Regions from separate parts of the Homo sapiens genome. Here region 2 is linked to region 1. A link is a loop called in an ENCODE intact Hi-C map of the cell type or tissue named here. Cell type or tissue: dorsolateral prefrontal cortex. All regions are shown on one strand. Each heading gives the region's core, and the rest is flanking DNA. Links, peaks and the distances in the headings are about the cores only.

Region 1 (16,710 bases), core at 3,278-11,277:
TCCTTATTTCTATAAAATAAACAAAATCACACTTACTTTTCTATGAAGACATAAATGCAAAATTGAAAACCATGCTGATTAGACAGTCTTCTACCATCCCCTACCAATCTAGTAGAGTGCAAATACCAAAGTCTTTCTGAGCCTGTAGGGACTCTTAAACCACTGTAACTTGAGTCCCTTAGAAGTAACACTGGAGTAACAATTAATTTACACAATAAATATGTATTGAGGGCCTACCAAATGTCAAAGTTAAAAAACTGAGTACATATGGGGAACCAGAAAGATACAGCTCTTCCGTGATATATATAGAATATAAATATATATTTATTTCATAATGAATAATTTTATACAAATATAAATTATTATACAAATTAGATTTGTATAATTATATAATTATATAAGTAGACATATATTTACATGTTATATACATTATGGAGGGGATTCATGAGGCATTATAATAACATATAAAAGGGCAACTTAATAGAATATGAGAGTTCAGAGAAAATTTCTTTGAGAATGAACATCAAACTTGGAAACTGAAGAATGGGAATAACTTCTGCATTTGGACAGAAGCCTGTGGCCTGGGGACTGGTATCTTTTGTGTGGCTAAGTGCTTGCTCATTCACTTACTTGGAAATTATTCCTGGCTGTGCACTGTGTCCTTCTCTGGGGCTGTCAGCTGGAACATGTACACATGGCATGGCCTCTCCATGTGGCCTGGGCTTCCTCACAACATGGTGGCTGGGTGTCAAAGATGAGGAGAGAGAGAGAATGTGAGCCAGGTGGAAGCAGTATCACCTATTATGCTGCAGTGCCCTAGACTAGAAAGCCACTTGGCATCACTCATATTTCATTTTTTTTTAATGTAGTCACAAAGGCTAGCCCAATTTTATGGGGAGGAGAAATAGACTTTACACCTTAATGAGGAGTGGTAATACTGTGAAAGAGCATTAAAACAGCAAAGATTGTATTTTTAGAAATTTTGGGGAAATGTAATCTACCTCAAATAACTATCATAGTTCAAACCTATAAAACAGAGTACAGTTTAGCTGCCACCTTTTAGCCAAGTGAGGAAAAGCTGCAAGTCCATTTTGTAGAGCCACAAATGCAAAACCTAAATTTTAATTCTAGATTTTATGCTCAATAAAAATGCAATTTTCTCACATATATATTTTATATATTCATTTCCACTTGTTCAACTATGTGTCAAATATCAACTATATTTCAATTTCAATCTCTCAGAATTAAGTGAATAAAAGGCAGATTTATAAATAGATTTTATCAAGCATTAACTGTTTTCCACTTTCTGCCACTTTGACCAAAAAATCATTTGCTTTCTAAATGAATTTACTCCATTCACTTTAACCAATGCCCCCTTCCTTTTCTTTTGGTTATCTCTGTCTGCCACTTTACTTATTACTGTCTGAGAAAACATAATATTATGACTGCAACAAATGTATTCAACTGTCCTAATGGAAAGAATCCCAAGGGAAGATGGATAGGAATAAGCAAAGTGAAAAGAGAAACACCAATGTGGCTAGTGGTTGCGTGCAGGGCCTCTGATTTCAACCACCTGAGTTTGAAATCAAGCTCCAAAATTTGCCATTTGTGAGACTCGAGTTACTTAACCTTTTTTTAACTTTGGTTTCCTTTCTGTGACAAAAACGGTTATTATAACAGAGCCAAGCAAATTGAGTTATTTAAGTATAAAACTAAATAAAGCTTATAAACCATGCCCGGTGTTAGGCACATTTAAGCCCTCGGGAAAAGTTAGCTATTGTAGCAAAATTATTTATATTAATAGGAAAGAATGGTACCTAGTTTACCTATCCAATGAAGGTAAGCACATAGGGAAATGGATATGGGATTATTATCATATGATGTTTCCTCAGACATTCAGCCTTTCAGTACAGTAGGCTTCAGATAGCCCTGGGATAATAAATTAGTATCATCAGGGATACAGCATGAAGGCCAGTGACATTGGCCTCTCCTGTGTACCTAGACCTCTCATAGTTTCTCCCCACAAATCTGATTGGGTTAGCTTCATTATCATCTACAGTGGTCTCTGCATTTCCACCTAGACAGTTACTTTAGCAGTGTCCAGTAGATTGAGGTTTGTTTGCTTTTATCACACTAGCCCAAAAACAGAATTATTTGTGCTTCAAAGGAGACTATAGGCCTAGCAGGCTCCTAGAATTTTGTAAATTCTCTCTGAAAATAGGCATGTTTGTTTGAATTGAATATACAGCTGGGTTCCTGTAGATCTCAGAGGAGATGGGGAATCTCTTCCTCCACTGCCTTTGCCATCACTGTCAGCCATCAAACGTTTGAAAATCACCCCACTATGCTGTAGCTGCTATTGCTTGGCCTCCCGCCCTGATGACAGTTAAAACCTGCATTACTCATCGCTGACTATCTTGCGCTTCTCTTTGGCACCCAACATCAACCTGCTTCACCTCCTTATTTTTTCAACCATCATTCAAGTGTAGACTCTTTTGGGATAAGAGTTGTTTTGTCTTATTCTCCTATCAATAATGCTTTTTCCTTCTGTTCCTTGATCCCGTCTCTCTTCTGATCCTTCTAAACTCCTTCTCTAAGTCCACCATTCCATGATTAATGAGCTCTAGAGATGACTAAACTCTTTGCAAAGTACTTTGCACATCTTGGATTTAAATAAAATTTCATTCTCCCTGAAAGACCTTGATTAACATTTTCTTCTTTCAAGCAAGGCTATGTATTCTCCCATTTCTTACCTCTTAGCATTGACAGGCAGGATTTGAACACTCTGTGCTCTTCATCATCATTTTCAGACCCTTATTCATCAGCCTTCTCATAAAACTGTCATGCATCTTCACGGCTGATGCCAACAAGCTGTATTCTCTTCATCTCTATTATGGCTAAGGAGCAATCCAGGAGATGTTCTACAAATGGTGTTTAATTCTCTACTGCAGATGACATGGTCATGTTCCAGAATCCTTAGGATTTATGCTGTGAAACTCCTACTAGGGTTTGTGCGAAATTCCACACAACATGTGTTTTTCCACCACAAATTATGTATAACAATTTTAAGTTTGAAACTGTGAAGGATCTGAGACATTACTTCTGGATGAAAGAACACATCATTTATTTGCAGATCATCTCAGCAGTGCCCCAGTTCTCCTTTGGGCAACACAATGAGGGCCAGATATCACCTGCGCATATAGAGGTTTTGCTACAGAAGAGGAATCCAAAAATTATGAGAATCAGAGCTTAAGTAGGGCATCTGGTGCATCTATTCCTCCTCCTCCCTAGAGAAGGATTTTTGCTTTGCAATGTAGACAAATCTTCTCCAGGGAGAGGAAGAGGAAATCTCTAGCTTTTCTTTACCATTTTGAAATATAAGCAAATGGCTCCAGGGAGGATTTATCTTTCAGGTTGCTATTCAATCATCCTTTACTCAGAAATCCTGGATCATGCAGAAATGAAAAATATTAGTTGTTTCACAACACTGTGGTCTAGATGGTACAGTTGTTCTCATAGCAGCCTGAATCTGCTGCAAGGTACTTTTCTACTCTGAATCCTATTCAAATTTGGCTGTATTCCATGCCATCTGCTGAAGGTTAGAGTACTATTCCCAGTGGTGGACTATTCTGTCTCTTGGACCCCAAGATGCTCTGTACTTAGTGGTGGGATGTGTGAGATGCAATAATTTGTCATTTATTTTCAAGGGGATGTCCAAATATTGCCCAGACCTTTGGGACTCTCAAATTTTCCAATGCAGTTGGTCCTGATTCTTCATGGGGTTTATCTCCCATCTCCTGGAAGTCATGTGTTTAACCAAAATCATATTTTATTAACATATTTGCCACTTCTTGCTCATCTAGTCCTATTACATGGTGTTGTCTATATAGTGGATTAATATGATATTCTGTAAATGTTTAGACAGTATAGATCTTTTCAGACTATGTTAGGACTGACGACAGAAGAGTTCACACAGGCTTATGGGAAGACCATAAAAGTACATTGCTGTCTGTTTCAAATGAATTTAAACTTATTCTGGTCCTTCTTCTTATCAGGAATGGAAATAAAGACATTTGCCCAAGTAATGGCCATACAGCACTCCATGTATTTGAGCCCATGTTAATTATTCCACATCCAGTACAGCAAACAGAATTTATCTGGTTGACTAGTGAACTAATTTGGGATATAATGCAGACCATCGCCTTTGTATTTCTTAAGCCTTTAAAGGTGGCACTGATCTCTGCCATTGTCTTCAAGATACAATATTGTTTTTTTATTTACTAACTCAGCCAGCGGGAAAGGAGTTGGTGAGTTTCAGAGGTTTCCATGTAGCCTTCCTCACTACAATGTATTCTCCCAATCAGGACAGAAACACTTGTGAGAGTTCTAATATCAATCCAGTATGTCTACACCAATTACATAGTCAGGGCCAAGATCAGAGAAATGGCCACTGGTTGGTTCTGGGGACCTTGTGGACTCACTGTGTGACAACCCATGACAGTATTGCATGTATTATATACTCTACATTTGTGAGCATTTTAGATTTAGTCTAAGCCAACTTAGTGTCTAACACTAATATTTTGTATTCCTCTTTTGTGTATGGTTCCTTGTATGAATAACTATAAGCCCCTTTGTAGAAAGACTGTGGGAATCACTTTCCTACATATTTGTCCATTTGCCTGTTCAGGCAGGGTTCTTCCTCCTGAGAACCCAGTTTGCCCTTCAGCTCATATGTTTCAGATCTGAAAATTGTCTCAGATATGGAAACAGACAACCATTTGAAGCATTTCATTAGTCCTGGTGCCCTCGGCCTTTACTTCTGATTTATTTTGGTTATATGAACTGAGCAGTTTCATTTTAGGTTACAATCTATCTGCCCTTAGGAAGCTATGTTTTATTAACCATTTCCATGGTGTCCTGTGGTTCAGGACCCCAGATTGTCATGCCAGTCTTGCTGCTCAAACTCATTGCTTTATTTATTTATTTATTTATTATTCTTGAGACGGAGTCTCGCTCTGTCACCCAGGCTGGAGTGCAGTGGCACGATCTCAGCTCACTGCGACCTCCGCCTCCCAGGTTCAAGCAGTTCTCTGCCTCAGCCTCCTGAGTAGCTGGGATTACAGACATCCGCCACCATGCCTGGCTAATTTTTGTATTTTTAGTAGAGATGAAGTTTCACCATCTTGGCCAGGCTGGTCTTGAACTCCTGATCTTGTGATCCGCCCGCCTCAGCCTCCCAAAGTGCTGGGATTACAGGCGTGAGCCACCATGGCTGGCTGCTCATTGCATTATTTGTAACCTCCTTGCTTCGACAATAAAATGCCACCACCTCATATCTATATTTTGGAATTCTGTCATTCCAAATCATATTATTGGCCCAGTTGTGTAACAGTTGAGTCCAGCTGTGTAACAGTTGAGTCCAGCTGTGTAACAGAATCTCCTGCTGTTTTTCTTTACCAACAGAGGAACAGTCACTACTGAGTTTCTCAATGATATTGGTGCCTCTCTCACCAGAGCATAATTTAGCACTTTGGTAAAAGAAGTGTCCTTCAACTCCACCCGTGGAACGTGTTCAGATGGCAGATTTTCTAAGCTTACATTAATATTCACTGTAGCATGCCTTTTTCCATTATCTGCCATTGCACTTGCTCCATTTATATTTCAGTTACTATGGGCCACTGCTGTCCCCCAAAACCTCGAAGTGAAATCCAACCAGCATATTAGCACAATATCTTGGTGTGCTTGCCAGGTAATTAGACCTGGTATTGTGGGAGAATACTACTATGTCAATAAACTCCTCATTATTCAGACTTTTGTTCCACCCATCCTCCAGTCTCTTAATCCAGCAACTGCAGGATCTAGTCCTATACATCATTTTCTGGTTGCTACTGGTATATGTTGCCTGGATCATGGAGCTTCTTTGGGATATAGTTCATTTATTCCATTTCCTCCTTTCTGTCTCAGTACTTCACTAGCCAGTTAATGTTGTGGTTTGATGCTACGTATTGGTCTGGTGGTTAGGAAAGGAGGTGTGGCTAGGTTCTTAGGTGGGGTTGCAAGCTAGAGACTGCTGCATTGTCTTCAAACAGGAGGAAAGTGATAGTATTTAGCTGGAAGGAGTTGGACGTTCCTGTAAACCCAGAGAATTCGAGAGGATCTGGGGCTTCAATATTGTCTACCCACATGGCACCGTCGCACTTCTCAGAGTCTCACCCCTTTTCAACAAGAGCCTTGGCTTGATGCAGTTGAGACTTTAGCCTTCTCTGGTGCTCTGCTACTGGCCCTGATCCTCTGTTTTTTTCTGTCTGTCTATAGCTGTAAAAGATAACAGTTACTTTATATGCTGCCAACGAGGACCTCTGACTTTCACATTTTGCTTTTGAGGTGTGATTAATTACCCTCAACCTTTTGGTGTCTTCCTCCAATGCATCAGTTATGCTCAGCAAGAGCCATCTGATTCCATTGTCTTTATAATTAGTACTTGCACTGAACCTCTCAAAAGCCTGATGTGTTGTACTAGCCTGTGCAGTTCCATTTTCTGGTGTTTTGTTCCATTTCAAATAAGAAAGCTAATAACCATCAGTAGCATCAAACTTCATTCTATCTTCTTGTTTGATACATTTCTTCTCCACCAGGCAATATTCAAAATGAGTTGCAAGTACTTAGTTTAGTGTCTAACACAATGTAATTACTCTATTTATTGAAAATATAAATATTAGATTTCTTTTATGGCCTGTGTGATGACTTTCACTAAATACAATAATTGGTTGCTTGTAATATAGTGTAAATAGAATGAAGCTAATTTTAAGGGCTGACATTGGAATTGGGTTCTGTCCACTGGGATGAATTTGATTCACAATAAGAAATAGATCACAGGTAAGCTAACAGTTATTATTGATCTAAAACTGACTTGGTCAGGCTAATCTGATGTGTTGATGTGTTGGGGGTCTAATCTAGATGGCTCCAGGCTGCACCCCTTCTGTTCAAGCTTGTTGGAAGTAGACACTAACGTTCTTTGCAGAAACCTCTCCACATATTATAAAAAAAGCTACAGTAAGAGCTCTAGGTTAATTTTAAATCAACTGTATAAACATTACTAGCATCAACAATATTCATCACATGGCAAAGTTATCATGTTTGTATACACACACAGGCATATATTTTCCAATAAAATTGAATTGATTATGACTCAGAAGGGATACCAGTGAAATTCCAGTAATGCTGCTTCAACCAGTGGAACATAATGGATTCAGTTTTCACAGCCTCCCTTATCTCTACTCACAGAAACCTCTGCCTTTCATTCCCAGTGCAATTCCTTTCAAGGCAGCGTGGCATGCTATCACAGAGGGAATGTTATTCTAACTTGTTTACATCCTTGAGGGTGAGGGTCAAGGGCTCAAAGTATGTTTTCCTTCTCCCAAAGAAAGGAAGGATGAGGAAAATGGAGTTTTGTGGAGCTCCCTGGTGTTTCCACACATGCCATGTGGCAGTATAAAAAACAGCAAGGTTTTCATCTCTCAGACGTCCATGCTTACTTCCTGTCTTACATGCACTGCTGGTGTCTGGCCCAGAATCTAACAGCTCCTCTGAATGTACAAAGGATTCTGTTGTATTTTCTGTCATCTCTGTTCTTGCTTGAGCCCCACTTATGTTACCACAGCTCAGCAGTCAGCTGCTCCCACAATGACAGCCTGTCTCTTCATCTTGCAATTTCCTGTTCTCCATTTTCCACTACCAAGATGCAACAAAGGGAATTCCTTAAAGGAGTTATGTGCTTGCTTATTTTCAGAGGCGGGAGGGGACAAATTTAGCTATTTTTGACCACAGAGGTCTCTCACAAGAGCCACTGAAGTCAGATCTTTCCTCAGTTAACAGTAATCCTAAAGAGTCACCCCCCAATTTCTACTGATCACCTCATTATGCCACTATAGGGTGGGCAGAAGAGTAACTATGGCTTTTGTTATTTAAAAATCAAAAACATTAAGTAGTAATTTGAAGGACTCAGTGTCTTCTTTGCTCCCTTGTGTGCCACTTGTATTGTCACTGAATTTCTTGGTAAGTTCTAAATATTAAAAGCAAATACGGCTGACACATGATTACCAACTTGCCTGGAAAGCAAGTCAAATAACTTCTTTATTAACTTCATCACGTGCAGTTAGTAACAGAGTAAAATCCTTTAATCTGAGAGCAGTAAAAAAACTCTAATACCAGTCGGGCACAGTGGCTCACGTCTGTAATCCCAGCACTTTAGGAGGCCAAAGTAGGTGGATCGCTTGAGGTAAGGCATTCAAGACCAGCCTGGCCAACATGGTGAAACCCCGTCTCTACTAAAAATATAAAAATTAGCTGCGCATGGTGGCAGGCACCTGTAATCCCAGTCACTTGGGAGGCTGAGATAGGAGAATTGCTTGAACCCAGGAAGCAGAGGTTGCAGTGAGCCAAGGCCGTGCCATTGCACTCCAACCTGGGCAACAAGAGCGAAGCTCCACCTCAAACAAACAAACAAACAAACAAACAGCCTCTCTTAATACTTACTAATGTGCAGAAGGAAACCCCAGCTTATTTCTAAAAAGGCATCGAACCCATATATTTCTAATAAATGCATCAGTATGTAGAAAGGTTATTTTCTTCTTTTATTCATACAACTAAGTTGTACACTTCCTATAAAATTCAGTCAAGCTGAATGATTACATTTACATTCCAGATTTTGCAAATGCATGGAGTGAAAAAAAATTAAGCCAATTGAGTTGAGATTTTTTAAAAATCAAAGTGCATCCTCATAAAAATAAAATTGAATACATTTTGTAATACTCCTCTCTGTGTACTTCCAAGGAAGACTGAATATGCCCTTTAGGTTTATTGCCCAGTAGGAGGATAACCGGCTTGTAACTGGCAAACAAATATGAAATCTGAAAGATGCAGCCATCAACTCTGATAGTCATTAAAACTGATCTAAAACTGACTTATTCAAGCCAATCTGATGTGTTGGGGGTCTAATCTAGATGGCTCCAGGCTGCACCTCTTCTGTTCAAGCTTGTTGGAAGTAGACACTAACATTCTTGGCAGAAGCCTCTCCACATATTATAAAATAATCTCCATTAAGAGCGCTAGGTTAATTTTAAATCAACTGTGTAAACATTACTAGCATCAACCATATTAATTACATGGCAAAGTTATCATGTTTACATACACGCACATGCATATATTTTCTAATAAAATTGAATTGAGCATGACTCATAATGGATACCAATGAAATGAAATCTGAAAGATGCAGTCATCAACTTTGATAGTCATTGAAATTTAATTTGATAAATGATCATACTCATTTGAGTTGTAGAATAACTCTTGGATTAGTGTCTAGTTGTCAAGAGTTCTACTTTTCTGGAAACTGTCCCTGTTACAGTGAGGTGGGTCTCTACCAGCCATGGCACTGCTATATGACCTGCTTCACCTGCTGCAGTTGATTGGGTTGATATGGATGGCTTATTTAAGCTGTGGCAATCAGAAGATCCTAGGAATTTAGAAAGTTGAACTGAGAAACCAGAGGCTGGGAGCTTCTGGTAGCTCAGTTTTATTGCAAATGCTAGTGGCCCTGAGGCCTATGAATTCCCACACCTGGAACCTGCTCTGATACCAGCCTATCTGGGACTGGGTCTTTCAGCTTTAGCCTAGCTTTTGTGAGATGTGACAACATCTTCCTAAAAAATATGTTTATTTGTTTAATCTAGCTCCAGTTGGTGTCTGTTATCACCTTAAGTCTACTTTTGTCAGCTAATACCTTATGTATACCTTAAGCATATAAATATATTTTCACATTATAAACATTAATATCTTTTTACATTTCTCCTGCCTACCAACAAGTGAACAAATATTTTTCTCTGAAAATTTGCAGTCAGACTAAATGTTTGCATTAACCATAATGACACAAAATTTCAAGTATCCATTCAAAATTTCAAATATCCATTCCAAAAATGTCTTATTTAATATTACAGTTTACCAAAATAATATTGCTGAGAGAATATGCCCTTAATCTAAATATACAGAAGGTATTCTGTCAAACTATAGTGAACTTAATTTTAAATACATTCAAGTACTATATTTTAGACAACTATATTCTTAGAAAGCTCATTTCCACTGCTCGGTGTACCACATTAATTTTTGATAATTCGGTGCTCTAGCAGTGTAGAAAGATGATTGCTAAAGAACAAAATATTGTAAATATCAGCTCAGCACTTTAAATATTATTGCATGTCTAAAACAGAGCTTTTTTTTAACAATATAGGTTCCCCAAAATGTTCATAATGTTTTCTTAAATGTACAGTCTCTTGCCCTTTTACAACTGAGGAGTAATATCAGCTTCCATAGCAACACTTAGGCCATATCAAAATAGCATTTTACAAATGAAGAATCAAGTTAGTGATGCCATATCTCATTTACTACGTTGAAAGCCACATATTGAAAAATTTATCTTTTTCTATGATAAAGTAGCAGGTATTTTTGTCCTTTGCTCCCTTGAGAGATTGTCAGTTTCCTTGGATCTTGGAAGAAACACATAATATTCAGTCTCATGCTTATCATGAATACTCCATAAAGTTGAATGAAAACATACCTCTCTGGGAGGCTAATGAAGAACAGATGTAGGCAAAAACAAGTTGGTGACGTTAGGAGAGAACTCAGAAGCTAAAATAATATTAGTGGGAGTAGAGAGAATGAAAGAAAAATACCAGTTGTCAGCTTAAATGGAATTGGTGGATATAACTGAACAGCTGATAAAATAAAGAGGAAGGAAAAGGACGACCTGCAATCTCATTTTCTCTCTTTAGGTTACAGCTGTGATTTTAGTTGAAATAAAATGTGTTTCCTATTCATTTATAAAGAACATCAGACCTACAGGTTTTTAAAATCACGCTGGAAGCAGTTACAAAGAATGTTTAGGTCTTAGGCAATATGACAATGAAAATTCACTATTACTCAAGTTTAACTAACAGCAGCGTGTTTGATTCTCTGCTAATCATTTCTTTCTTTTTGGTTTTGGTTGTTTTAACATAGGTTAACAGTGGATTAAACTTCAAATTCTGGTAATCCTGAAGCTAAAATACAGCTCTCGGCTATACTTGTCACATTATACACAATTTTATCAATGACTGTAATTCCTAGAATTTGCAGTTGAAACATTATCTTTTATCCTTTCCACCCCATTTTTGCTGTTCTTAGTTCTATTTTTTATGTGTACTAGATAACTAGCTAGGGATGAAATAATAAGGATCTTTGGGACAACAAAGCTAGACAAAGTATTCTTTAAAGGTAATTTGCCCAAGCGATTAAGAATATGTGAAGAAGTATTTATCCATTTGGGACCTGCCAGTCAATTTACTTAGCGGTGTGATTATGGTTATTGCTCATTGGAGAACAGCATGGTTCCAAAGGCACAGTTGCTGTTTTACTCACTAAAAATTGGTTAGTTTGAATTTCATTATAAAATCCTTACTTGATTATCTATCACTCAATGTTTGGTCATAAAGTGCAGTCTTAAATCACCGTTTCTCCAAGCGGTTTCCTTGGACTATCACAGCCATACAACACTGTGAGCTAAGAAAACTTCCTTGGGTAGGCGAATTTGTGAAACTGCTTATTGTATCACACTCGTGGAGACAAACAATGCTCATTAAAATGTTAATAGCTCTGAAAAATCCTGCAGTATAGAAGTTTAATTTATTCATCAAATTTTTACGTATCTGTTTAACTCCCCAGGAACTGATATTTTATGCAATATATTTTGTGAAAATAAGGTTTTAGTCAGTTATTCTGAGATGCTTCTAGTAATTACACAATATTATTCTTCTTTATATAGCTTCTTAACCTATTCTGGGTTACATCCACTTTAGAAGTGGATGAAGAATATAGATGTTTTTAGTTAGAAAAAGCTATGTAGACATATGGACATTAAATTTTATATAAAATGCAAGAAGTTACATCTTATTTAAGGATACTTAAAATCCACCATTGGCTCTTTTTTCAGAAAACTTGAACCTTGTGGTTCGCTTACAAATTTAGCTTCCTTTTAGGGACTGTTACCATAAGGTATATTTAGCTGTTGACAACTTGAATTTTGCAAAGTTTTGCTACTGCCCTTTATTTAATGTGAATGTGCCTCTCACCTTTGTCATGGCCCTTTTGAATCAAACTGTAAGTGGAAAGTTATAGATATTATCAAAGAACCAAGAATGAGGAAGCCAAGATTGCTTTTCCCTGCTTGTTTGTATTCTAAAATAGAGTATTTAGAACACAAAATCTTAAATGCATTTCTTTAGTGGATAAAGTTCCAAGATATATTAGAATGTCCTTATTCTGTTTATATCACTGATATTTAAAAGTATAACATTGAGTCAGTTGAACAGTCTGTAAAACATTTCTTAGTGCTCTGTTGTAGCCAAAAGAAATGCAGATTATATTTAGTTTGTGTACAGTCTATTTCAAACATATGTATAAGAATGTAGTACTTTTAGCTTTTCTATTACTTTCCTTTTTCTTCCATGTAAGTTAGGATGGTGTAAATACATAAATAGATGTTGCTTTGCAATTTGATTTCAATCTCTGTGTGTATGTCCTAACCGAATCAAAAGGCTTTTTGGAAACTATCAAATTCTCTCCAAGATAAAGTACAGAAAGATATTTATGCATTGGTAATAAAGATTGAAACTTTATTTCAAACACTTTTCATTTGGTTTCTTTTGCACTAAGATCTTATTGCTCAAAGTTTTTTTTGAAAATTTTTTCTTCTGTTTTTTTTTTTTTTTTTTTGAGACAGAGTCTCCCTCTGTCACCCAGGCTGGAGTACAGTGGCGTGATCTCAGCTCACTGCAATCTCTGCCTCCAGGGTTCAAGTGATTCTCCTGCCTCAATCTCCTGAGTAGCTGGGATTACAGGCACGTGCCACCATGCCCGGCTGGTTTTTGTATTTTTAGTAGAGACAGGGTTTCACCATGTTGGTCAGGCTGGTCTCGAATTTCTGAGCTCATGATCCACCCCCGCTTGGCCTCCCAAAGTGCTGGGATTACAGGAGTCAGCCACCGCGCCTGGACTCCTCTTTTTTTTATAATAGTCACCATAGTAATATAAGGAATTACTATATTAAAAGCCCAAACGTATATTTATTTGACCTGAATATTTTTAAAAAATATTAATATCACTTTAATTCTATTACATCTTGCTGTTAAGATTTTGACTTTTCTTACACCAGTGAAGATGAGAAAATGGAAATAAAGAAATACTAGGTATTATTAAGCGTTAATATAATTATAGTAGATCTCATTTAATCTTTAAAACAAAGTAGCGTGAATGTTTTAATTTCCAATTTATATCTAATTTTCAGAGGCTAATATATTTCCTAGGGTCACGTAGCTAGAATATTGTAGAGCTAAAACTTGAACCCAGAGATTCTGATTGAGAAAATAGCTATGATTTTATTTTTTAATAATTTTGAAATAACGGGCAGGGCAAGTATTTGGGGAGAGGTTGTCAAAATAAGTAAGAATTTGCCTTTAGAGAAGCATATTCCTGAGGTTAAAAGCACAATAACCTTCATAGGTGGGAATTGAACAATGAGAACACTTGGACACAGGGCGGGGAACATCACACACTGGGGCCTGTCATGGGGTGGGGGATGGGGGAGGGATAACATTAGGAGAAATACCGAACGTAAATGACGAGTTAATGGGTGCAGCACACCAACATGGCACATGTATACGTATGTAACGAACCTGCACGTTGTGCACATGTACTCTAGAACTTAAAGTATAATAAAAAAAGAAAATAATTAAAAATGAATATAAATTGAAAAAGCACAGTAACTTGAATTAGTCTGGACAGTAAACAGAGTTAGGTTTCTTCTTTTAACTTTGGTGTAGAAGTCTTTCCTCTGTTTTATTTATTTTGCTATCATCCATCTCCTAGGCTCTAGATCCATGGCATGTCTTATAGAAAGATACTAACATAGCTTTTAATGCATGTTATACACACACACACACACACACACACACACACACACTTTTATATCTTTTCTAAAGTAAATCCATTCCCTCACCTCAAATGTGAAAGACCGTAAGTTGCTGGCCTAGTTTGGAATCTTGTCTCTTGTATAGTTGCTGAGTTCACACCTGCTGCTTCTCCATCTGCTACAATTTTAGATCAGTAAGACCTTCTTGAAATATGTGGAAAATGTCAAACATACTCCCAAAAAAGTGCTGTCTTCTTTTAAGCTGATGGTGTCCTGAGATGACTGAGGATTTTTGTTGTTGCTGTTGTTGTTGTTGTTGTTTCCCAATGATTAGAACTCACCTCTTTTTTTTTTTCCCTCCAGTGACCTATAGTCTCTTTATTTAAGGGATCAAGACAACTTGGCCATGGTTTAAAGAACAGAGAAATAACATTTCAAGAGTAAATGTCATTGCACTTGATGGCAGTCACTTGAAAGGTCATCTATTCTATACTTATAAGAAATTAATTGTACACCTGAATGATATTTTTTAGCCATTAAAAAATTTTAGTGAATGTACAAATGGGTTTCTTTTCATCTCAATCTTAATATATCTAGTATAACAAATTTTGTATTTAAGAATAACATCTAATAATGATGTTTGCACATTCATGCAGATATTTACTCTAAGCAAGATTCTACTAGCCATTGTAATGTGAGGGCTCAAAAACGTAATCAGTAAGGAACTTGATGAAATTATATTTGCATGGGTATACTGGTGGTTCTTAACTTAAATATTAAGTTCTTATTTTTTGTGCTAAATATTTAGACGTGGAATTTTGTGTTTGTTTTCTTATACATTTGTATATATATTTTATTGTACTTTTCTTAGATTACTTAAAAAGTACCTTGTTTCCCACAGCAATAAGAAAGGTGCAGGGGTAATACAGTGGCTCAAAGGAGCAGGAAGTAGTGAATCCTTAATTTGTTATATAGGAAAACTGCTCATATTTAAATGGGAGCATTATTATGCTTCAAGCGTATGTTGGGGTTTAGTGTTAACATGTTGTGTTCCTTCTATAGATATATTCTGGAATATATCTACAGATTTAGGATGCAATTCACCAATAATAGTTTTTGGAGCAGTAAAGAATTATTGGTTGAAGATTTGTTTTAATTCTATCCAAAATGACAAGGCACTATGTAATCTTGGGTGTTCGCTTACTTATAAAATAAAGGCATTAGACAGCTATAAAGCTATGTGGCTCTTTGATCTTCAGACAATCTGCAGCTTCGGGGTCACATTGCGGCAGGGCTTCTTTATCACTGGAAAGGGCTGATGGGGGACAAAAGGAGGAGATGAGTCTTCTGGGAGAGCTGTCAGCACTAATGGTTTGCTAGACCCTGACGTACGGAACTGCTTAGACTGATTTTTCTTCCTACATCTCTGTTAGATCCTAAATCTTGATCTGGTCTCACTCTAATTTTTTTTGTACCTTTTAACAATCTAGGCTGTTTTAAACTGTACTCTCTTTGCTGTCACTTGGGGAATCTCCCTATGGCAATCTCACTCTCAACTCCTGTCTGAACTGAACAGCATGAACACATCTACCAAGAAGAAAATTAATTAGGTAGCCACAGGCAACGTAAATACAGTCACGACTCCACCTAGAAACCTAAACTTTTTCAAATGTATGCTTTGAGGATTTTCAGAATGCACAGTGCCAATCAATTTACTTCCTGGAATTTGTATGTTTCAGTGCTTTGATTTTTCTGTGAAAGAAAACAAAACAGTGAACTGAAATGTGCGATGCAGTTTAGAGAATGCAAGGCCCAAGTATCTGGCAAAATAGCATTTTTCATATTTCTGCTTCACCTTGGCCTCAGATATGTATGGAAACATTTGGTTCTAAACAGAATTCTCAACAGCAACACCAACCTTTCTTAAAAATGTAAAATTTCTCAAAGTCTCAATAGCATGGTAAGAGCGTTGCTTATTCTTTTGCCAAATGCCTGTGAGTCAAGGCTGAAATTTTGGGCTAGTTGATATGGTGATAAGGTATTTTAAGTAGAGCTTATTGTTAATCTCTTCAGGATGCTAGTCTTTTGGCCTGTAGTCTAATTTTAGTCTTGCCAATTCACAGAAGGTTCCAGAATCTCACTGCTAAACCCCTGACTTGGGTAGGGGTGGTGCTGTTTGCTTTCAATCTTCCCTGACTCTGCCTGGGTGAATAGCACTTGTTTCCCTGTTCTCAGTGCTGCTTCTCCTGCATGTTTCTAGCTCCTTCTTGTTGGACCTTCAGCGTACTGTCATTTGTTGTATGGTCTCCCTGTTGTCTATATCTGGACTTCTTCCCAGCGTTTCCTTCTTCCCATAGATGAGTAAATTTCAAAAGGTCTTTTCTCCTAACATATCTTGTACTACAAGCACCTGAGTCTTCTATACATGAATATTGTGGGATGCCTTCACCGTTTGTACAGATCATTCCACTGGGCCTTTCTCCTAAGGAAAAGGAATGCTTTTAATTCTGTCACTGGGTAGGCAGACCCTCAAACTTTGGCTAGCTGCTTCTAGAAACACAGAAGAATGACAAACTGTACCTATCTATTCCGCCCATCCTGTGCAGGGCCTGCACTAAAAGGGAAAATGCCATAGCTTATTCAGTACTCCATCACGAGGATGTCCTGGGACTGCCACTATTTCTTCCTCGGAAGAGATACCAATTGTGAATATG
Region 2 (16,710 bases), core at 4,435-12,434, 55 kb after region 1:
TATATTTAAAATTACTCAATTCTAAATGAATGTTATTGCAAACCTAGGCTTATAAGAAGAATGCATTTAGAAGCCCTAGATAACATACAATATAAAAATAATATTTGCAAATTATGCATTTGTTTTCTTTTCTTTCTTTTTTTTTTTTTTTTTGAGATGGAGTTTCGCTCATGTTGCCTAGGCTAGAATACAGTGGCACAATCTCGGCTCACTGCAACCACCGCCTCCTGGGTTCAAACGATTCTTCTGCCTCAGCCTCCCCAGTAGTTGGGATTACAGGTATGTGCCACCATGCCCGGCTAATTTTGTATTTTTAGTAGAGATGGAGTTTCTCCATGTTGGTCAAGCTGGTCTTGAACTCCCGACCTCAGGTGATCCACCCGCCTTGGCCTCCCAAAGTGCTGGGATTACAGGCCTGAGCCACCGCGCCTGGCCTGTTTTCATTTTAAGTGTAGTTGTCTAGCATTTTCAATACATTCCCCCCCGTTTGACAAATTTTATCTTGCCATTTAGCTAATGGGCAAGCAAAAAATTAAGTGGAATAATTGGACAGAACAATTATCTGGTAACCTAAACAATGGTAACATGAGATAGGTATTTTATGCATTGTTTGGACTTATAAACTATCTAGTGTTCTAATAATAGACATAATGGTTTATTCAACTAATAGCTACTGTCATCCTTAGAGGTTATTAACAACTCAAAGTAGTGAATTACATCCAACTAAAGGGTGCTTTTGTATAGACATTTGTTCTTATTGCTGGTCACTTATTCTTCAAATATCTTTTAGGCACCATTTACAAAGATGACCAGAGGTACAAAATCTGCATATATAATAGAAAGAGCCAGGTAGTCATTCAATAAAAGAAGGTATATAGTACCAGGAAAAGATTTTTATCTTAGCCTAAGGCAGTCTGAATTCTCAAGCCCAAAGCACATAAATTTGTTGGAATTATTTCAATTTCTAGTCACTAAAAATGTGACGCACATTTACACCAGTGGTTCGGTTGATTACTTCTCTTCAGCCCTAGTCTCTTAAGCACAGGTATACACACTTACAGCAATATCTCTGCATACAATATTTTTGACAGAATGAAAAAGTTAAAAATATTGATGTTTATTTCAGCGATTCTGAAATGGTTTATAAAAATTCTATGACTATAAGAAATTCATGAGGAATGCAATATATCAGGAAAGAACAATGTCATCTTTACATAAAAAGGATGCGTGTCAGTAATTTGAGAGGCTGGAATCTAGTGACAAATGTGTCACTTTTTAAGGTGTGCTTGATTCACAGCTGACAGCTTTGATTTGAAATTGCCTTTAAAACAATGTCTATGTATCAGTGCAATGAATTCTAACCAAAAGCTTGTTGGAGCTAACCACAGTACCTATATATTCAAGATGTTCATGGGAGGAATGGAAGATTTGATATTTAGGCACTGAAGGGTTGCTATGATAGTTATTATACACAATTGAGTTTAAAATGAATATATGTGTCAGTTCTATTATTAAATGTTATAAAATATGAGGGAATAATAAATGCTATGTAATTTATAAACTACAAGAAAATTTATATCAGGAAACTGCTTATTTCCTAATATATGCACTGTCTTCAGTGTCTCCAAAACTGTCAACTCTGCCAATGTGACTAGCAGATGATGAGCAGGCAGTCCGTGTGATATTATCAATTACATAGTCAGAAATCTGAGTCTTTCTTTCACCTTATGAGCTGTTTAGGAAGAAGGTGTATATGTGTGTAACAGGGAGCAAGAGGAGATTAACTTGTAAGCCATTATCTGATGCAAAGGCAGACATTTACTAAGTCATCTGTGAAGAGATGGTTCGATAATAGCTAAGCATTCATATAAATCTTCAGGGACTCGAATTCTCTCAAGTGTGACAGAATACTCCTCTCAACTGCCAGCGCTCCTGTTGTAAAAAATCACATTTGGCAAAGGGCTCTGGTGTTTTGAGTTCTGCTCAGTGACAGGTTTGTTTTAAGTAAGATTAATACTGAGGACAATAAAATGACCTTCAATTAAGACTCCTTTTAAATTTTGTCTACCTGATTTCCACTATGGTTCGTGTCTAGCTGTACTCTATCTAAGAATGATCTTTAAAACATTCAGGATTATGAGAGAGATATCTAGGAAGTCATAGGAAATAACCACTATTCAATGCTGTTCTGTACACCATTAGTAAACCATAAGAGAGGACAAACATTTATCCAAGAAAGAGACTATTACATAGCCACCAGGACCCAATATGGATTCAGCACAATTGAGCAATACATGTAACAGATTTGTGGTGAAAAACAGGTGCTGCTCAATTGCTTAGTCTAAAATTCTCCCTCAATTCCTTCCCATCACCTAATTTGTTTGACATCTAGTCTTTTTACATTATAATATAGTATATTAAAAAGTTCTTATTATGGTTTTTTTTTTTGAGATGGGGTCTCGCTCTGTCGTTCAGGCTGGAGAGTAGGCTCAGTGCAAACTCTGCCTCCTGGGTTCATGCCATTCTCCTGCCTCAGCCTCCCGAGTAGCTGGGACTACAGGATCCCGCCACCACGTCTGGGCCAATTTTTTGTATTTTTAGTAAAGACTGGGTTTCATGGTGTTAGCTAGGATGGTCTCGATCTCCTGACCTCATGATTTGCCCACCTTGGCCTCCCAAAATGCTGAGATTACAGGTGTGAGCCACCGCGCCTGGCCCTTATTATAGAATTTTTGGGCATACATTGCACATTTTTCTAATTGTGCTTCAATAATACCAAACAAGTGGGCAAATGCTTCACTGGGCTACATTTGCATCCCTGAGTACAATTTCACATTGGTTTTGGTTTTGTGAATTTTGGAGGAATTTATTTTGAGAGATGCCCCTGGAAATAAATAATGCTGATGTTTTGGTGTAATTTTATTTATTGCATTAATGGAATATGTAAATACAATCTATCAGCATTAGGCAGAAAATATTTAAGAGATATCAAATTCTTTTGCCGAGAAAGGTAGTAGTTTGCCAGGAACTACAAGCTTTCTAACTGAACTTTTAAAAATAAATTTTAATTTTTAATTTTGATAGATCATCATAGTTGCACATATTTAAGGGCTATCTGTGATATTTTCATACAATACTGCCATGTTTACTGCCACTATTCACAATAGCCACGATATGGAATCAACCTTTGTTCATCAACAGAAGAGGAGACAAACCTGACTTTGGTCTGTGCTGGCTGCAGGTTCTGGAGAGCTGTTTGAAGTGACAAGATGGCAAATGAAAGGGTCAGTTGGTTGCCTGGTGGATTATTCGTCCTCATAACACTTTACCTAGAAATTTTGCCTTTTCTCACAAAACCATAATAATGGACAAACAGCATGAACCTAGATATGCACCCCCAGTCACTATCGTAAGGTCAAGTTGGTATGAGTCACATAAGTAGAGGACTAGAAGTTTTATCTGAATAGTATTGTCATAGTGGCTAGGAATGAGAGTGAAAAGTAGACTAGATGTGTGCTTTGATATGGCTTGGAGCAAAAGGTCAGGTATTGGGGCACTTCTGAAATGATATCTATTATTTAGGAACTGGGTCAGGAAAATCTATAATTACATTCCTACTGTATTTACATACCATTCATTCCTAAGAGAGCTCTTCCAAAAAAAAAAAAAAAGAGATGTCAGTGCATAAAAAATAAACTCCATTTCTTTCTCAAGCCCAAAGTACATAAATCTTGAAATTTTCCAGCTAAAAAATAGGCATATGTTCTAGCATCAGCTTTAATTTATCCCACATTCATTCTCTGCTACAATAAAGTGACAAAGCCATTCATATTTTATGTTACATCTAATTATCTGTTTTTCAGTTAGATAAATATGCTTTATATCCTAGGTACCATCAGAATTTCAAAGCTCAGAAAATCACTAATGAGAATGGAAGGAATTAACCATCATGCAAGCAGAAGCATGCGGCTACCATGCTACATTGCTCAGAGTTCATGTAGCAGTTTAATCAGGGTAGCAGCTGTGCAATGAGCTTTGTTGGAACTGGAGTCTCGCATCCTAAATGTGAAATATCTACTGTTTGAAAGGGTGATAACTTTATGCCTTGCAAAGAAAACAGTCCTCAAGTGTTATTTTTTAATGAATTAACCCTTTATCTTTCCTCACACCTTTTCTCTTCTTTTTTTTTTTTTTTTTGCCCTCAGAAGTATTTAAAGGATAATCCCATATGATAACTCACACTGCCTAGCTTCAGTACAATGTCTCATACATTGCAGGCACTCACAAACATTTGTTTAATGAATGAATAAGTGAAAGTCCAATGGAAAATTACACTGTTGAATTTACAATGGTTTTAGAGGTACATCTCTAAATTTGTTGATTTATTTAGGATTGTACATTGTCACATTTTCACTGCTAAATTTCATATTATTCATTAAAGAAAGGCAGTGTTGGAGAGTTTTATAGTTGACAGATGAATTATCTATAACTTCTAATATACTCAGACATCATGTTTTTCTAGCATGTAACTTTTAAAATATAAACTCTCCAACATTTAAAGTTTTAACACTTTTTAGTAATTTTTTAAGAAATGACAGATCAATAGTAGCTTTCCATAAATAAAAGCCTATTAATTTGTATAACATAACAAAATTCAGTGCAACATAAATTCATATAGTACTCCTACAAGAAATCTATAGGAGTAAAATTATGATTATAAAAATCAACAGACTTAAACAAACAAATAACAGCTTTCAATTAAGTTTATAGATACCAAAGACATTCAACCTTTAACATCCCACTGTGTAAAATCAAATGGGAAAGGATAAAAGGACCAAAGCTATGGTTAGTAATATAATTGATTGCTGCCCTACCTACAAACTAATTTGTTTTAATATCTGTGCTAGAACCAGTATGTTACCCCTTTTAACTTTAGCTAAATAATGTTTATACAAACCTTACTATGCAGAGCTATCTTTAACAAGAGCATCCCATTGAGGAAAAAAGAAAATAGAAAGATATGAAAATTTTCACTTTTTTCTAATACCAACAGATATCACTTTATTGATATTGCATTTCTGTATATAATGACATAGAATATGAGCATTCCCTGTAGTTCAGTTTTACTGACAGTAACATTGCACAAATCATTTTAGGGCTATGTGCTATGCAGAGACATTGTACAGTTAATTGGCATCATTAAGTAACATTTTGAAATGATGAGGTGTTCAAATGTAGTAGTTAAAGGCTTGATTGGACATTGCTAAATTGGGTACTAGATCTCTAAAGAGATGGAATTTACCCCCTAGTAGGCTTTATCCTTTTTCACTTGTCTCAGATTTGGAACTCATTTCTTTTAGGTTGAAAATTTTATGTTCATGTTGGAAACTTAAATTTTAACAATTAAAAGATTACTTGAAATGCAATGCTACCCACGGCTGCCTGTCATTTTGGGAGTTTCTTATAGATTCTTTTTAGGGATAAGAATTATGTTAAAACCAGATGCTAGAATTGCTTTAATTTTTATTCCCCAGTTTCTCATTTCCATTTTGACAAAGAGGCCCAAAACATGAATAGCCTTTTGATCTGTTTTTTTCTCCCATATCAGTTCCCATGAGACCAGTGACTTCATTCTTTCTGTTATTGCAGGTTTACATTTTGCAGTCATCTTTTATTCTTGTATCACTATCTTCAATCATTGTGGCCAATTCTTTCCAGGTCATTCTCAAACCTCCATATCAAAGCTATAGATCAATAACTATCAGAACAAGTTAAACATTAAGATAAAGTTAATCATCTTTTCTTTATAATAATAACCACCACTGAATTGCAATTGTTATGAGGTATTATGCTAAACACTTTATCAAATCTTATGAAATAGGGGTAATTTTTATTCTCATCTCACATGAGAACTTGAGGCACATAAAAATTAAGGCATTTTGCCCCAGGTCTCATGGCTGGCAAGTGGTCTGTCTGACAGTAGAGAGCCAGCTTCAAGCACTGTACTATAGGGCCACTGTGTCATGACTATAAACCTTTCATGGCATGGTCTATACATTTGGGCTCTTCAGCTTCAAATTTATCTATCATGCAGGCATGACACTAGGTTTTCACTTGCACTGGAAGTCAACTGCTGGAAAATTAGTCTGTAGAAAACCGTAGGCCACAGAGTTCCTGAATGTGTTAGTAAGAGGCTTAGATTTTATTTTGGATGGGCTGGGAAATAATTGAAGGGTTGTAACAGGGAATGTGCAGAATTGCATTGTGGAGAGATCTAATTGGAGATTGGGGGAAAGATGAGCAGGCCCTAAACTGTGATAATGTTGGCAAGCTTGAAGGGAGGGACAGAATCAGAAAATATTTGTAAGTGACATTTCTAGGCCCCTGTGATTTACTGGCTGGAGGATGAGCAGGTGAGAGGTGTTTGTTTTGAAAAAAGTGATTTTGAAGAGAGGTCAGAAAAAGATTTTCATTTTTTTACTTCATGTGTTCATGAGTTGGGGAGTCAGGGTACAGAAGGAAAGACACATGAAGCCAGGGACTGACACAGAGACCAGACACACAGTGGGTGCTTCATGGATAGCTGTTGAATGATTTGTGAAAATCAGATAGCAGTGGTGAGGGTTTTTATGCAAGTGAAATACAAATGAACTTCTCAAGGTGCCATATCTGAGTTGTGGCTTTGATCTGGTTCCTGACTTTGAATTATTTTGTTCCTATGAAGTACAGGACTTTGTAATAAAAATCCACCATACACAAAATCCCCTGGACTTAAGAATATCTCCACAAGTTATAAGAATTGAAACTGCTTAGAAGGAACAATTGCTTGTACTCAGCCAGTCATCCTCAGCTGCATGAGTCTCAAAACGGGGGTGGAGAGTGTCTACCTCCTCCAGAAAAGGTTTTTAGAGCGAAATCAAAGAGACTGCCTCTTCTCCACCAAAATTATTTGTCTTAAGATGGGGACAAGAAACCTGGCACCCAGGAGTAAGGACACAGACGTGCTCTCTCATTTTAAGCTGAAGCTGAACTGTCTTGTCCTAAAAACATATGCCCAGACTCTAGAAAAGCTCTCTTAGACAGACTGCTAATTTCTCCATTTCTGTCACTTAAGAGGATTTTAGGGACATATAACTTTGAGAATTCCATTCTGCAGCTTTCAGAGGTAATACAATCCAATACTCATAGTGGGCTTATGGTGTACCCGGCACTTTTCCAAACATTCTACTTGTTATAGCTTCTTTAATTGAGGTACGTATTCTTATCATTCTCCATTTGGGAGATTTGAGAGAGAGGCAAAGTATGTGCCTTAAGATGACACAGTTGGTAAGTAGGAAAGCAGAACTTTAACATCAGCAGTAAAACCCTGAGACTATTGTTTTAATGTGTTTAATAAATGCCCCACTAAGAAACCAGAGCAAATTAAAAGTATGCTGTGTTCTATTAATTTGATACAGGCAGAAGAAATCTAAAAACAGCAAAGAATGATATTTAAGAAGAACTCTATTTTAAGTAGTTATAGGACATATGCTTAAACTGAGTGAACTTTTTATGAACTTTTCATCAGAGATTTTTTTTTAATTGTTGTTTTTCTCCTGTGTCTGTGACTGAATAAATGGCCTCTGTTCACTGGAATGCTTCACATGCTTCCTCTCTCAGTTGTAGGTGTGTTTATTTCTATTCAGACACCAAAGGCCTATGGGTATCTGCAAATTAACAGTTTCATTTGCTATTATGTTCCATCATTGTGAAGCAGCACAGGAAATTAACATATCTGTAACCACGCCCTTACTATATAATATGAAAGTGTAAATTAAAACATGCCGTGTTCATTAAACTGAGATAAAACCACATTTTGAAAATAAAGTTTAGTAAGTGGATACTTAGTATCACATTGGCGATACTAAGCTTATGACTTGCTTTTAATATTTGGATTGCAAATAAATTTGGAAGCTAATGTATGGAGTACAATAATAGCGAAAAGCATGGGCTTTGATATTAGACATGGCTATGCATCCGAATATCTTATTATTGGATATTCGATTCAAGAACATATCAGAATAGTAATTATGTTGTATTTGATTCAGTGGCTGAGATTGAAGGGCAACTAACCAACAGAGGAGAAGATATTATTGATTGTTCTAAAGATTTATCCTCCAAAGCTTTCCTTTACCCTATCTTGTTACATCTTTTTTAAACAATGCTAATTGTGTCCCTTGTACATATTCTTATTCAACTCCTCAGCAAACATCTTCTATGTGACCAACATTCTGAGAGGTGCTGGAGATGCAGGGAAGAGTAAGATGCTATGCTTGACCTGCAGTATCTTGAAGCTAGTTGGGGCAGCAAACCATTAAGACATTCAGCAGCATAGCTGTTGTCTGCAGAAACAGATGGGGATCCAAGGGTTGGAAATAATACAGAGGAGAGATGGATTCATTTGAAGAGTTCTCTTGTTGCATGCTTAATATAATTAAAGTGCCTAGCCACTAGTAGATGACAGTTTTCTAATTTTACACATCATGTAATCCCCTTAGTCTTGAAGATATTGATGGTGTTAATCACTTGAATGCAGTGACATTAATAATTTCTTAGATAAAAAGTATACTGTTTCCAATCATAAATTCCCTGCCTCCCAGACTCTCTGTGAGCCTCATGTGCATAAGTGGAGGGAAGGACCTGCTGATCTAAGAATACCCCTAGTGTCAAAGAAGTAAATGGTCAAGTAAGGTTGTCCTAAGAAGCCATGTTACCCCTTCTGCTGGTGAGCACAGAGCCCAGGTATAAAATTTTTTTTTTTTTTTTTTGAGACAGAGTCTCGCTCTGTCACCCAGGCTGGAGTGCAGTGGTGCAATCTCGGCTCACCGCAACCTCCACCTCCCGGGTTCAAGCGATTCTCCTGCCTTAGCCTCCCGAGCAGCTGGGACTACAAGCACATGACACCACACCTGGCTAATTTTTTGTATTTTTAGTAGAGATGGGGTTTCACCATGTTAGCCAGGATAGTCTCGATCTCCTGACCTCATGATCTGCCCGCCTCAGCCTCCCAAAGTGCTGGGATTACAGGTGTGAGCCACCACGCCTGGCTGCAGAATCTTTACCTAGGTTACTGTTGTCCATGTGGGTAACAATCTTGACATCTGAAGTGTTCATTGAATAAAAATTTGTATTGAATATTCTTCTAACAAAATCTGAAAAAAGTACAGAGCTATTTTTGAAATGGATGAGAATGTATGGTAATTTAGCTAGTTCATTGTATGTGTCCTGTTTTCAGTTATCATTGCTACTGAATTATTTATCTTTAGGTGTATAAATTATAGTCAAGATGCTTACAATTGATGAAGGAAGAATGATTTTAAAACACAGAGCAAAATGTTATTTTAAATACAGAAGTCTATTCTTCTCCTCCATGAATAACTGGCATTCTGTTTCTATTGTATATTAGGTTGAAATATGTGTTTTTGTCATTACCAGTGTTTCCACAGGATAAGACTGAAGGCACAAGCATTTAATATTTGCTGAAAGCACTTAAACAGAAAAAATATTGGCTAGTGAGATTAAGAATGAAATAAGGTAGACAAATAGCTGGCTGCAAAAGAGACCTTAAAAAGTTTCTCAGAGCCTGGCCAAAATGGCAAAACCCCATCTCTACTAAGAATACAAAAATTAGTGGGGTGTGGTACCATGCACCTGTAATCTCAGCTACTCAAGAGGCTGAGGCAGGAGAATTGCTTGAACCCAGGAGGCAGAGGTAGGTTGCAGTGAGCCAAGATCATGGCACTGTATTCCAGCCTGGGCAATAGAGCAAGACTCTGTCTCAAAAAAAGAAAGTTTATCAGTCTATTAAGAATATACTTGATTTTTACAAGAAGAATCAATTGCTTTACAAAGTTATTTATCTAAAATGTATGAATAAAAATGTATAACTATAAACATATCTATAAAACTAGTAAAGATCAAAAGCTCAGGTATCTTTAACTTTCTCTGCTTCTACTATTCACAAAAATATTTGCTCAGAGACACAGAAACTCATCTTCAAGATTTATTTTTATCTGGGTGGAGTTACAGAGTTGCCTTGGTAACAGCAACTATCACCAAATTAAGTGTTAAGCACACGTTTTTAAACATTTTTAACATTTTAAAAATGCAGATGCCAAAGGAGAGCAATGTCAGGAGAGAATGTTGTAAACTCCCTTTTTCCCACATCTACTTGACATTACAAGGTTTGTACTACTTTCAGAAATTCTCCAGTGTTTAAAAAATGCGTCTATAAACACACATATACACAGAGCACTTCTTATTGAAGTAATCACCTTAAAAATTATGTAATGCAATGAAAACCACAATGGTTTTCCTACCATTGACTAAGAAAGCAAAGGACCTTTCTTCTGAAAGTGAGGAGGACCTCTTGCCTCCTGTCATTTGTGAATAGAACTCTGTAGTCAGAACCAGAGCATTTCTGGCATTTGGTCTAGAATCATTCTGAAGGGCAAGCCTGGTGCTGTGTTGCTAAGCACAAACAATTTGGTATTTGGCTCCAAAAATATGCTCGAGATTAGTTCTTCCCTCAGCAACAGGCGCTCAGCCAAATAATTTTTAACCAACTCTCAGAGCCCAGTATTGCTTGAGCTACTGAGATCCTATTTCAAGTTATTGCTATCAAGATATGGAGGAGAGTGAAATACTGACACTTGTGAGATCCCAAGACTTACACTAAATCCATACAATTTCTGTCCTGAATTAAAAATTTTTTTAAAAAAGAGATGAAAAGTGTGACATTTCCAAACCACGTAATTGGTTTCTTTCACCTTAAACTCCAAGTTAGAGAAGTATTTTGTTGTTGTTTGTTTTGTTTTAAAACTAGACTTGGTGGAATACAGAACATAAACATTTTAAACAAAATATTAAACTTCTAGAACAGTGGATCACTTAAAATGAAAACTTTAAGACTTTCCTTAGACTGAGTTTTTTATTCTTAAAAAAAATTAAAAGGAAGTTGAATTTTATTTCTAAACGGTGCAGGACAAATGAATAAAATACATTTTGCCTCTGTCTTAAACTTAGAACAGATACGCAATCTCTTTAACAGTATGTAAAAATTCAGTCTTTTCTTTCTTTGGTTTCCAAATTACAGTGAAATGAAACATTTTCCTTTTATGTGTAATTAGTGCAGTTTAACTAAGAGTTATGGAGCATCTTTCCACCTCATGGTGTATCCATGTAGCTGAATTTCTTCAGCATTTGCTTTTTTAATTTGTATAAGGAGTAACTGTTCCATATCTTAGAAATCTTTGAAATTAGAAGTTGATCTAATAGCATCTCTAATGTAGTCTCTCCTTGAATTTTAAATATAATAGATATGACCTGTTATTTAAAAGATATAGTGTTTACTGGCATATAACAGTTGTGTTGAGAATTTTTCATTGAATAAAATATATTTCCCTTGAAATTTTTGTTTTATGGTCATATCTCATAATCCACCTCTGAATCAATGAACACTTGTATTGGTGGAGAAAACAAAGATCCTTCAGACAGACTTTCTGTGTGGTATGTTCTTTCTGTTTCTTTTCTAATAACATTAACTTACATTTAAAATTATTATAATTCACTCTATTTTCACAAATCATCAAATCATACTCAGATATTTAAAAATAAATTTTATTGTATATATTTACAGTAAACAACATGCTGTTATAAGATGAATGTATATGGTGAAAAGGTTATTATAGTGACAAAAATTAACACATCCATTGTCTATCTCACGTAGTTACCCACTTTTTCCCCTGTGGCAAGAGCAGCTATAATCTACTCAATTAGCAAAAATCCTGAATACAATACACTATTACTAACTATAGTTGTCATCCTGCATGTCAGCTTTTTAGTTCCTCCTACATATCTGCTACTTTGTATCCTTAGATCTACATCTCCCAATCTCCTCCCTGCCACCTCACTCATGGTAACCAGTGTGTGGACTGTGTTTTTTGTTTTTTTATTTTGAGACAGAGTTTTGCTCTTTTGCCCAGGCTGGAGTGAAGTGGCGCCATCTCGGCTCACTGCAACCTATGCCTCCTGAGTTCAAGTGATTCTCCTTTCTCAACTGCCTGAGTAGCTGGGATTACAGGCACCTGCCACTATGCCCGGCTAATTTTTGTACTTTTAGTAGAAACAGGATTTCACCATGTTGGTCAGGCTGGTCTTGAACTCCTGACCTCAGGTGATTCACCCACCTCGGCTTCCCAAAGGGCTAGGATTACAGGCGTGAGCTACCACATCCGGCCGGTAACCACTGTTTTATTCTAACTTTATATTTGAACTTTTTCTTTTTAGATTCCACATATAAGTGAGATTATGCAATTTTGTGTGTGGATGTGTGTTGGACTTATTTCCCACAGCTTAATATCCTCCAGGTCCATGCATGTTGTGGCAAATGACAGGGTCTTCTCCTTTTTTAAGGCTGAATAATATTCCATTGTATATACATATACCACAGTTTCTTTTATCCATTCATGCACCAACACATACCTAGGTGGTTTCCATATCTTGGCTACTGTAAATAATGCTGCAATGAATATAGCAGTGCAGATATCTTTATGAGGTGATGATTTTATTTCCTTTGGGTACATCCAGAGGAGGGATTGCTGGGTCTTAGGTAATTCTAATTTTAATTTCTTTAGGAACCTCCGTACTATTGTCCATAATGACTGCACCAATCTATATTTCCACCAACAATGTACAAGGGTTCCCTTTTCTCTACACACTTATCAACACTTAAACTGAACATGTAGACTTTTTCTTTTCATTATTCTCTAAACAATATAGTATAAAAACTATTTACATAGAATTTACATTGTATTGGGCATTATCAGTAATCTAGAGATTATTTAAAGCAGCAGTCCCCAACCTTTCTGGCACCAGGGACTGGTTTTCTGGAAGAAATGTTTCCACGGACAGGGATGGTGAGGGGAAGGGGAATGGTTTTGGGATGATTCAAGCACATTACATTTATCATTAGATTCTCATAAGGAGCGCACAACCTAGATCCCTCACATGTGCAGTTCACAATAGGGTTCGTGCTCCTATGGCAATCTAATGCCACCACTGAGCTGACAGGAGGAGGAGCTCAGCTCTTGCTGTGCAGCCTGGTATCGAACAGCCTAACAGGCTATGGACCAGTACTGGTCATGGCCCTGGGGTTGGGGACCCCTGATTGAAAGTATATGAGAGGATGTGCATAGGTTATATACAAATACTAAGCCATTTTATAACAGGGGCTTAGGCATCTGCAGATTTTAGTACCCAAGGGAGGTCCTGAAACCAATCCCCTATGGCTACTGAAGGACAACTGTGTATCATTCTTAACAGAAAAAAACAAAATCTGTTTTGTAAATAAAATTTTTTCATTATTATTTCCATTTCACTCTGGAATTTAGTTAGAAATTAAGATTAACAAAATATTAATTGACTACTAAAATGTACCAGCACTAGCAGCACATACCAAAAACTAATACAAATATTCCAATAATATTAAATAATGACTGCATTTGTATTTCATCTGAGAGTGGTTTATGGTTCTTCCCCATAAGTGGCTGATTTATTGATGGCCACTTTTTCTTAACTCCTGGTCTTTCTCACAATCACAGAAAACAGTCCCTTATCACACAAATAAAAAAGTCATCTCACCATTCCTCTGTACCTTTTATCTTAACAGACTTGTGTTTTGAAATATTATTTATACTATTTTTTAATTTTTTGAGACCGGGTCTTTCTCTGTCACCCAGTCTGGAGTGCAGTGCGCGATCTTGGCTCACTGCAGCCCCAGCTTCCGGGTTCAAGCAATTCTCCTGCTTCAGTTTCTTGAGTAGCTGGGATTACCAGCGCCCATCACCACACCCAGCTAATTTCTGTATTTTTAGTAGAGATGGGTTTCACCATGTTGGCTAGGCTTGTCTCTATCCCCTGTCCTCAAGTGATCCCTGCAACTTGACCTCCAAAAGTGCTGGGATTATAGGCATGAGCCACCATGCCTGGCCTTATTTATATTATATTAACTCTAATAATCACTATGCCACTTTCTGTTGTAATTCTTTAGGCACTTCTTCTTTGTATGTTTTTAATTAGCATGTAGTTATATAGTTATATATTTACGTTTAGATATACCTCCAAGTAGCCAATATTCTACATGAAGTGATAAAGGATTTATTTATCCCTGAAATTATGAAAAGTCTGCCTTGTTTTTTCTTTCTTGCATTGTGCTACAGTACACACATACACGGACACACGAATGCACACACATGCACACTGGGTTCTGCTAATTATCATTTCCTTAGTTCCATATCATTCCCCAACCCCTAAGCCACCTGTGTCCATACCAGTCTTCCCACTGCCTACCAGCCCCATGTCAGATGACCTCCATCAGTAGTATCTCCATTTATGGTGTCTCGCCTTTCTGACACATAGTAACAAGTGAGGTGTTAAGACTAACAAGAGAAAGAAGGCATTATTCTTATCTGGCTAGAAAGAAAACAATCAGCAACTTGTCTTTTATTTAAGGGAAGAAGGCTTCACTCTACTATATTTTCAAGATATTCCAAAACTGCAACAGACCCTTTCAATTATTTTACTTTCATCTATTACCAAAAAGGCCAACTTTTAGATTGAGGCAATGAAAACTCAGAAACTTTTTTGGAATGACCTTCAGATTTGAGATGACCACTGTTTCAACAATATTTCAGTTATAATTCTTTCTCTATATTCATTTAGGGAAATTTGATTCTGAAAAATACAAATAGCTTCCTTTCTCCTGAGCTAGGACTGTATTTAGAAGGGAATAAATTGTAGATTTTATTAAAATTTGATCACATTTTCTTTTTTTGTGCTACGACACAGTAGCAATGTAGATTGAAGGCTTTTACATGTATTTTTAAAATTGCCATAGAGAATTATTTGTATTAATCATAGATTTCCAAGGCTGCAAAAGCTAAATAGTAAAGCATATAATAATGGTAGCGTTAATTTGAAAAAAAATTCCAGCTAGCAAAACATGAGTCTAGATGTAGATATCATGTTCAAAAATCACAAAGCAGATTGCCAGCAAAAAATTGAACCAAGTTTTTCCCCTTCAGAAAACTAGCTTTATTTAAAAAAATTTCCTAATATTTAAATTGATTCACACGTTTATAACTATACAAGGGTTTCCTTGTTTCATCAAAGAAATAAGTATGAATGAGCAGAATGTTTTAGTATAAAAGTTTACAAAGTTTATTCACACTCGGAACAAAGGAATAAGTAGGAAAAAAAGAGCAACTAAAAACAAATGAATTCTTTTCCCCATCCCTCTCGTTTGTCTCCAATCAGTTAAATCCTTTTAATGATATATCATAAGTAGCTTCATGCTTTAGTTCACATTGACGATATTCTTATATCTACATCATTAATAATCAAAATAGTCTTTCTGTCTTTAGTTTTGCTGTCTCTAAGTCAGAACTCAATACTGTTGCTCTAAAATACAAATGTTAAGATGATTCTTCAGGAGCTTCTCATCACCTGTACTATAATGCTACTAGCATGAGAGCACCCACCTAGCCTTCTTATCTCAAGTCCTGCCCTGCCACTCTGTACATATATCCCCTCTTTAATTCACCCTTAGACAGAGACAGAGAGGGCCACGCATCTTGTCTTTTCCTGAATTAATATGTGGTTTTTGCCCCATGCTTTAGCACATGTGAATCCATTTGTCCAGCATGCCTTTGCTCACCTGTGTACAAGAAGAGCTACATAACAGATCAAAAGGAACATCAAAGGCGCTGGTTCTTAGAGTCTCATGTCCATTCCTCCAATTCTCGCCACTTCTGGATGCACTGTTTCTTATGAGCTTCCTTAAATATGCTGTGCCTTTTTGCTTTCTGCGTATGGGCATCTCCAGTGCCAAAGTAAGAGGAGATTTCTGCAGAATTTCAGGAAGTTAATATCCTAGTGGCAGCTCTCAGACAATGGGAGACAGGAGCTAATGGCTGTTTCTTCGTTTTGTCCTTCAGGCTGATAATCCAGAAAACCAATCTGCACAATGCTTGAGAAGGTGCAGAGAATTAGAGCCCTCATTGCCCTCAATGCAGTACCTTTATATTGGCTTTTTCTCCTTATTCATCACATGCTCCTGTTTCCCGAGATTGCCACCCACATATACTACTTGCACCCTACACTATATTTCAGGCTCTTCCTTCAGGATAATGAAACCAAGCTAAAGGCAAAATCCAACTTTTGTTTAACTCATCCTGCTTCTGAGCTCCCAAGATCCCTGAACCTACTTCTCTTATATAATTTATTATAGAAAGTTATTTAAGCATGAGATTTCTCTAGTTTATCTTTGAATCTCCACTGTCAATATAGTCTCTGGCCAATGAAAGCTGTTCAGTTAATGTGTGGTGATTCAATACATGCACTCCTAATTCTCATTTATGAACATTTTGTTAAATCGTGGCCTATAGGAAATAGGCATGTAAAATGCACCTGTAAGTTTTATAGCACCTAGTACAGAGTGACAGCTCAAAACTATTTGCAGAATGAAAGAAAAAAGGAAGTTGACTCTCCAAAACAATACACATGGCCAAAGCCTGGAAAAAAGTAATAGTGTCCCAGTGTAACTTCTAGGAGGTGTGAGGAAGAAAGAAAAACAAAATTGGCACCTTTTCCCAGGCTTTAGACTGAGAGATA

The links. Peaks named below come from ENCODE experiments on the same cell type or tissue, not always from the same donor. Only the 100,000 strongest peaks of a DNase experiment are listed, where the experiment ranks them.
Region 2: a loop joins it to region 1, with 2.0 times the contacts of the local background. A loop is called at or near these places in 3 of 110 quality-filtered maps.

What each region holds. Positions count from the first base shown.
Region 1 is chr4:89,701,644-89,718,353 of GRCh38, forward strand. The region is part of intron 1 of LOC124900602 (a long non-coding RNA gene); the gene reads left to right. Among named protein-coding and RNA genes, the nearest start is that of SNCA-AS1, 130 kb to the right of the region's middle. In dorsolateral prefrontal cortex, for the core only: no CTCF peak of the experiment used is centred there; a DNase peak (open chromatin) is centred at 7,608; H3K4me3 peaks cover 629 bases; H3K27ac peaks cover 2,396 bases.
Region 2 is chr4:89,755,643-89,772,352 of GRCh38, forward strand. All of the region lies in intron 4 of SNCA (synuclein alpha), which reads right to left. Among named protein-coding and RNA genes, the nearest start is that of SNCA-AS1, 72 kb to the right of the region's middle. In dorsolateral prefrontal cortex, for the core only: no CTCF peak of the experiment used is centred there; no DNase peak of the experiment used is centred there; H3K27ac peaks cover 2,508 bases.